Linked DNA regions of Homo sapiens: region 2 is linked to region 1. A link is an interaction called in ENCODE POLR2A ChIA-PET data of the cell type or tissue named here. Cell type or tissue: PC-9. All regions are shown on one strand. Region 1 overlaps MSI1 (musashi RNA binding protein 1). Region 2 overlaps COQ5 (coenzyme Q5, methyltransferase).

Region 1 (4,000 bases):
CATGTTGGTCAGGCTGGTCTCGAACTCCCAACCTCAGGTGATCCACCCGCCTCAGCCTCCCAAAGTGCTGGGATTACAGGCGTGAGCCAAGGTGCCTAACTTCTTTTTCCACCTCTTAAATGAAGGGTGAAAACAGCTCATGAATCACCTTAGAATAAAACTTTCTCAATGTTCTAAATAAAACAAAGTGAAAGAGACAAGACAACTAACTACAATACCTGATTCTAGCCTGGATCTTATTCTGAAGGACAAAAATATTCTATAAAGAGCATTACTGGGTCTGGCTGGCCATGGTGGCTCATGCCTACCACCACAACACTTTGGGAACCTGAGGTGAGAAGATTGCTTGAGGCCAGGAGTTCGAGACCAGCTGGGCAACATAGTGAGACCCCGTCTCTACCAAAAAAAAAAAAAAAAAAAAAAAAAAGAGCATTATTGGGTCAATTGATAAAATTGGAAAATAGAAAGTAGATTAGATAAAAATATTGTATCAAGGCCGGGCGCGGTGGCTCACGCCTGTAATCCCAGCACTTTGGGAGGCTGAGGCGGGCAGATCACGAGGTCAGGAGATCAAGACCATCCTGGCTAACACAGTGAAACCCCGTCTCTACTAAAAATACAAAAAATTAGCTGGGCACGGTGGCGGGCGCCTGTAGTCCCAGCTACTCGGGAGACTGAGGCAGGAGAATGGCGTGAACCCAGGAGGCGGAGCTTCCAGTGAGCCAAGATCCCGCCACTGCAGTCCGGCCTGCGAAAGAGTGAGACTCCGTCTCAAAAAAAAAAAAAAAAAGAAAGAAAAAAATATTGTATCAATTATAAACTTAGGAAGTTGATAACTAAACTGTGGTTACATGAAAGAATATCCCTAATCTTAGGAAGCATCAAAGGGTAAAGGGCCACGATGCATGTAACTAGCCCTCAAATGATTCAGTGAAAAATCACAAGTCTGTGTGTCTATACATGTGTACATACATATTTGCAAACACACATACACACACATATATACACATAGAGTAAAACTGATCAACCAAAATGGGGGCAAAATGTTAAGAACAGGTGAATCTGATAACAGGGTATATGGATGTTCTTTGTACTGTTTTATTTTTGCAGCTCCTCTGAGTTTGGGATTACTTCCAAATAACATGTTAAAGAAAAAAGAAAAGCTTCAAGGAAGACTGTGCCCTATTTGGAGGCTGCTCGCCTCCCCGACTTCTGACCCTCTAGCCCATGCCGTGCCCCCTCCTCTGAATTCCCAGAGTACCTCTCTGTGTGCCACTCCCCCATGCCTGGCATAAAGACCCCCTTGTACTGTTCTCTTTCTGTGTGTACACATCTCATCTCCCCAGGGAGCCTATGAGCTTCCTGGGGGGCCAAACTCAGATTTACCACCCTCAGTCTTGGACCCAAAGCACAGCTGACTCCTGCTCAGCTTTCAAGGCTCATGGCAGCCTTCACCTCTTCCAGGAAGTCTCCTCAACCTCCAGGTGGGTTTAGGGGCCTCCCACAGCCTCCAGTCACTCTGTAGTGGCAGTGCCCATTTACTCCTGTCTCCAACTTGAAGGAGAGCCCCATGAGAGCAGGCTCTCCTTCTCAGAAGTTGCTCAATAAATATTACCTGAATGAATAAGACCAGGCAGCCTTCCTTTTGCCCCCTCCAAAGGCCTTTGGCCTTTGCAAATGCTGTTCCCTCCGCCTGGAACACTTTTCCCCTTCCCGTCTCTCCAGCCTCCCCATCACTGGCTCCTACTCCACCCGCAGACTCAACTTAAATGTAACTTCTTTTCCCACTTCTCCAAGTCACGGTCAAGTTCCCTGTGACCACACTCCCTCGGCACCCTACACTTCTGCATCTGAAATCTATTTTATCTTCTTACTTGTTTTCCCTGCCAGATTGTAAAGAAAGTCATTGTTGCAGTTCCTGGCATAATGTCTGGCATATAGAGTTGCTCAATAACTGTGTACTGGATGGATGAATGGATAGAGGAATGGACAGATGGAGGGATGGATGGACGAGAGAATGGACAGATTGACAGGACCAATGAATATGGTTGGACCTTTCTGCTGGCTACCACCAGAGGGCAGCACCCCCCAACCAAACCACCCCACCTTGGGTAGGACTGCCAGACCCGACAGATCCCTTGTCCCCACTCCTGCTCAATGACTCAGACAGGAGGAGGGCAGACCACAGGGGAGGTGCAACACCCACACAGCCCCTGCTAGTCCTGGGAGCAGTTCTGGCAGAAAGAAGCCGCAGGCGCAGGCTCGCGCATACCCAGCATGCCGATGCCCAGCATGAAGGCGTCCATTCCGTAGGGCATGACTCGAGACCTCCCCCGGGCTGAGCCCGTTGGCGACATCACCTCCTTTGGCTGAGCTTTCTTACATTCCACCTGCAATGAGACCTGGCGGTTAGTCTTTCCCACAGAGCTAGAGTCATTAGCCCTCTTGTTCCCTGGAAAGCCCCTTTATTAATTTTATTAATTTCACTGTCCAGCTGAAAACTATTTCATGGTTACCACTGATGGAGCACTCACTATGTGCTGGGGAGTGTGTAAACGGCTTTGCATGCAATCGTTCAATGAATGCTTACACCAATACTACCAATACTATGATGGAGGAGCTTTTCCAGTCCCATTTGACAGATGTGGAAACTGAGGCTCAGAGAAGGGAGGTCATCTGCCTGATTAACTACCGTGTGACACTGCCTCCCTGTCTAGGTTTTTAGGGGTTGGAAGAACTGGCTCTGCCTCCACTCACTCGAAGCCCCTCTGCCTGCCTTTAGAACCTCATAGCTTCCCTGGCAGGCCCCACAAGGAGCCCCAGTCTTCTCTGTGCCTGCGCTCCATCCAATCCCAACTCACCATGTTTTTGTTTTTGTTTTGTTTTGTTTGAGACGGAGTCTCACTCACTCTGTTGCCCAGGCTGAAGTGCAGTGGCACAATCTCAGCTCACTGCAACCTCCACCTCCCGGGTTCAAGCGATTCTCCTGCCTCAGCCTCCCAAGTAGCTGGGATTACAGGCACGCACCACCATGCCTGGCTAATTTTTGTATTTTTAGTAGAGACAGGGTTTCACTGTGTTGGCCAATCTGGTCTCAAACTCCTGACCTCATGTAATCTGCCCACCTCAACCTCCCCAAAGTGCTTGGCTTACAGGCGTGAGCCACTGCGCCCGGACCCAACTCACCATTTTGTTGTTGATTTCATGAAAATGAATTTCACACACTTTCTCCACGATGTCCTCACTCTCAAACGTGACAAACCCGAACCCTAGAGGTTGGACAAAGGATAAAGGCAAGGTCAGAACCAGAGCGCAGGGTCAAAACTCAACCCCAGGTCGTACCAATATCCCCGCTCCTCTCTCTCTGGCGAGTGAGAGTTAATGAAAGGCTCTGCTCACAGCCTGGAATCCTCTCAACTATCCACTGAGACAGGGTTTCAAGTCCCAGAATACAGATGAGGAAAATAAGGTTCAGGTAAGTGAAGTAACTTGCCCAAGGTCACACAGCAAGTTAGAAAGTGGTAGAGCTGTGATGAGAATACACTCAACATGCTTTTTCTAGTCCTCAGGTGTTTTCCAAAGAGGGAAGAAGGAACACACATGCACACTCATTTAAACTTACACAAAGGTGTACATGTCCAAACATACAAATGTACATAGACACACATTCACGCATGCATACATCTAGATACCTGCGTATCACGCAGACACATGCAGTTACCCTGACATACCAGATATAAACAGATATTTAGGCACAGATACCCCCTTTTGCACAGATACAAATACACACACACACAGAACACATACCCCACTCCCAAAATGGACTAAAAGTCCTGAAACAACTGGAGAAACAACCCTGTCTCCTCCTGGGTGTGCCCCAGGGACTGGAAAGGGATTTCTCAGAAGGTAAGGCCCTCGGGAGAAAAACAGCCAGGTGGCGCACACGCACACGGTGTGGCCCAGATGCTCACAGGTTCAGAGGCAACGGGGCTGGGGGCTG
Region 2 (4,000 bases), 160 kb after region 1:
AAATCCCAGCATTTTGGGAAGCTGAGGGAGGCAGATCACGAGGTCAGGAGATCGAAACATGGTGAAACCCCGTCTCTACTAAAAATACAAAAAATTAGCCGGGCGTGGTGGCATGCACCTGTAGTCCCAGCTACTGGGGAGGCTGAGGCAGGAGAATTGCTTGAATTCGGGAGGTGGAGGTTGCAGTGAGCTGAGATCGCGCCACTGCACTCCAGCCTGGGTGACAGAGCGAGACTCTGTCTCAAAAAAAAAAAAAAAAGAAAGTATGCCTTTTGACCCAGTGATTTGATTTTTAGGGAAAGGACATTGACATCATCATCACAGCTACTGCTTAGAGGGCCCTTATCAAGTGGCAGGGTCTGTGTTATTTTATGTACATCTTTAGATAGATTATCTTAGTATATCCTCATACCAACTCTGTGAGAGAGTTACTACCATTATCCTCATGTTTCAGGTCAGCAAAGTGAACATCAGAAAGGTTTAAAGTCTGAGCTGAGCACGGTGGCATGCACCTGTAATCCCAGAGACTCAGGAGGCTGAGGTGGGAGGAGAGCTTGAGCCCAGGAGTTCAAGACCAGCCTGGGTAACACAGCAAGACCATATCTCGAAAAAATAAAAAGCAAAAAGAGAAAGGTTGCTTGCCCAAGGTCACACAGATGGACTGGAACCCAGAGCCTATGTTTTCAACAGCTATGGCATATCACCTCCTAGTACGAAGTAGTTATTAGAGTTTAAACACTTGACTAAGGTTATACAGTCAGTAAACGAATGAATCCATGCAAAAATTACAAATAAGAATGTCACAAAGTTGTGCTACATGCAAAACATTGGGGAAAAAAAGAATTCTCAATTGGTTATTGGTTATATGAATCATGAAACATCCATATGGAAGAATAGCATAAAAAATAATGATTTTGGCCGGGTGTGGTGGCTCACGCCTGTAATCCCAGCACTTTGGGAGGCCGAGGCGGGCAGATCATGAGGTCAGGAGTTCAAGACCATCCGGGCTAACACGGTGAAACCCCATCTCTACTAAAAATACAAAAATTAGCCAGACGTGGTGGTGGGTGCCTGTAGTTCCAGCTAATCAGGAGGCTGAGGCAGGAGAATGGTGTGAACCTGGGAGGTGGAGCTTGCAGTGAGCCGAGATCATGCCACCGCACTCCAGCCTGGGTGACAGAACGAGACTCCGTCTCAAAAATAAAATAAAATAAAATAAAATAAAAATAATGATTTCAAGGAATTTCTAATGACTTGGAGAAATCTTTTGATACCATAGTAAATTAAAGCAGGATTACTAAATTGTAGGACGGGCGCGGTGGCTCATGCCTGTAACCCCAGCACTTTGGAAGGCTGAGGCAGGTGGATCACGAGGTCAAGAGTTCGAGACCAGCCTGGCCAAGATGGTGAAACCCCCTCTCTACTAAAAATATAAAAATTAGCTGGGCTTGGTGGAGGGTGCCTGTAATCCCAGCTACTTGGGAGGCTGAGGCAGGGGAATCGCTTGAACCGGGAGGCGGAGGTTGCAGTGAGCTGAGATCGTACCACTGCACTCCAGCCTGGGTGACAAAGCAGGACTCTGTCTCAAAAATAAATACATAAATAAACAAACAAATAAATAAATAAATTGTATATATAGGATGTTCTCAACTTTATAAAAAGGGAATAATTAGGAAAAAGGAAGGAAACATTACCATATTGAGGGGCAACTCTGAATGTTGGAATTATGGTTAACATTTACTTTCTTCTTAATACTTTTCCAGGCCAGGTGCGATAGCCCACACCTGCAATCCCAGCACTTTGGGAGGCTGAAGAGGGCAGACCACTTGAGGCCAAGAGTTTGAGAGTAGCCTGGCCAACATGGCAAAACCCTATCTCTAATAAAAATACAAAAATTAGCCAGGCATGGTGGCATACACCTATAATCCTAGCTACTCACCTGCCTGATTTTTTTTTTTGTATTTTTAGTAGAGACAGGGTTTCGCCATGTTGGCCAGGCTATTCTCGAACTCCTGACCTGAGGTGATCCACCTGCCTCGGCCTCCCAAAGTGCTGGGATTACAGGTGTGAGCCACAGCACCCAGCCAAATATGTATATATTTTAAAGCTCCTGCCCCTAAGATCTTCCATTTGGGAAGGAAAGTGCTACATAAAAAATATAAATAAAACACATAACCATGCTATACATTAAAAAAAAAAGTAGTTAAGGGCCAGGTGCAGTGGCTCACACCTGTAATCCCAGCACTTTGGGAGGCCGAGGCGGGCGGATCACAAGGTCAGGAGATCGAGACCATCCTGGCTAACACAGAGAAACCCCATCTCTACTAAAAATACAAAAATTAGCCGGGCGTGGCGGCATGTGCCTGTAGTCCCAGCTGCTGCGGAGGCTGAGGCAAGAGAATGGCGTGAACCCGGGAGGCGGAGCTTGCAGTGAGCCGAGATTGCGCCACTGCACTCCAGCCTGGGCGACAGAGCGAGACTCCGTCTCAAAAAAAAAAAAAAAAGTAGTTAAGTTACACATTAACTTTTTTTTTTTTTTTGAGACAGAGCCTTGCTCTGTCACCCAGTCTGTAGTGTAGTGGTGCGACGTCCACCTCCTGGGTTCAAGAGATTCTCGTGCCTCAGCCTCCTGAGTAGCTGGGATTACAGGCGCGCACCACCACGCCTGGCTAATTTTTGTATTTTTAGTAGAGACAGGGTTTCACCATGTTGACCAGGCTGGTCTCAAACTTTTGACCTCAGGTGATCTGCCTGCCTCAGCCTCCCAAAGTGCTGGGATTACAGGTATAAGCTACTGCGCCCGACCACACATTAACTTTTATATTTATTAAATAATTTCTAGGGTCCTCCTACTTAGTTTCTACTTTTCATGATGTTTTTGCAAAGGTATGATTATTGGAGATTGATAAAACAAGGAGGAAAGATAAATCTGTACTATGGGGCACTTAATAATTCCTACACAGATGCATTTGTCTTGGTGCTTAGGAGAGCTCGACGGGCAGGCTATGCAATGGAAGAGATGATTCCAGAAATGGAACACTGCTTATCATTTCAATATCTTTGTTTTCCGTTCTTTATGGCTGAGTACCAGAGAGAAGGGAAACATGTTTGTCAGTAGGAGTAAGGAAACATAGTGCCTTTGTCTAAAAACACTAGCGACTGTCCGCCTTCTGACCAGTATTGATGGTTAACAAAGGAGCCCTTCAGCTTGGGGGCCAAGTGGGCTGCAGCTCGTCTAGGCAGCTCCTTCTGGGGGTGGGAGGAGGAAGAGGAGGAAGATTTGAGCTAAAATAACCATAGACACTCATGGTGGGGGAGGAGAAGGAGAGAAATGCTGATGTTGACCTGAGGGACGTTCTTTGTTATATACCACTGCCCCTCACAGTGGCCATCTGTGGTCCCTGGCCAGCATGGAAGAGGGCAGAATAGCGGCTCTGAAAAGCTGGGCTGGGCGCAGTGGCTCACACCTATAATCCCAACACTTTGGGAGGAATGGGTGGACAGATCACATGAGACCAGGAGTTCGAGACCAGCCTGGCCAACATAGTGAAACCCCGTCTCTACTAAAAATACAAAAAAATTAGCCGGGTATGGTGCTGCGCAGCTGTAATCCCAGCTACTCGGGAGGCTGAGGCACAAGAATTGCTTGAACCCGGGAGGCAGAGGTTGTAGTGACCCGAGATCGCTCCACTGTACTCCATCCTGGGCAACAGGGCAAGACTCTGTCTCAGAAACAACAACAACAACAACAACAACAACAACAACAACAAAAACTGGGCCAACAGGGTGCAGTTGCCAGGACGGAGTTTCTCTCTTGTTGCCTAGGCTGGAGTGCAATGGCACCATCTTGGTTCACCACAACCTCCACCTTCCAGGTTCAAGCAATTCTCCTGCCTCAGCCTTCAAATAGCTGGGATTACAGGCATGTGTCACCACACCCAGCTAATTTTGTATTTTTAGTAGAGACAGGGTTTCTCCATATTGGTCAGGCTGGTCTCGA

What was found. ChIA-PET counts read pairs that join two places held together with the same protein. Peaks named below come from ENCODE experiments on the same cell type or tissue, not always from the same donor. Only the 100,000 strongest peaks of a DNase experiment are listed, where the experiment ranks them.
Region 2: POLR2A ChIA-PET joins it to region 1 with 9 read pairs; 7 of 35 experiments call an interaction of 5 or more read pairs at or near these places.

The regions. Positions count from the first base shown.
Region 1 is chr12:120,354,630-120,358,629 of GRCh38, forward strand. MSI1 (musashi RNA binding protein 1) reads right to left here. Exons shown (of 15, transcript NM_002442.4): 8 at 3,187-3,269; 9 at 2,273-2,390. Among named protein-coding and RNA genes, the nearest start is that of MSI1, 13 kb to the right of the region's middle. RefSeq lists enhancers at 1,806-2,306, 3,743-4,000. In PC-9, CTCF peaks have their summits at 2,058 (motif pointing right) and 2,265; a DNase peak (open chromatin) is centred at 2,282; H3K4me3 peaks cover 491 bases; H3K27ac peaks cover 281 bases.
Region 2 is chr12:120,511,014-120,515,013 of GRCh38, forward strand. All of the region lies in intron 3 of COQ5 (coenzyme Q5, methyltransferase), which reads right to left. Among named protein-coding and RNA genes, the nearest start is that of COQ5, 16 kb to the right of the region's middle. In PC-9, no CTCF peak of the experiment used is centred here; no DNase peak of the experiment used is centred here.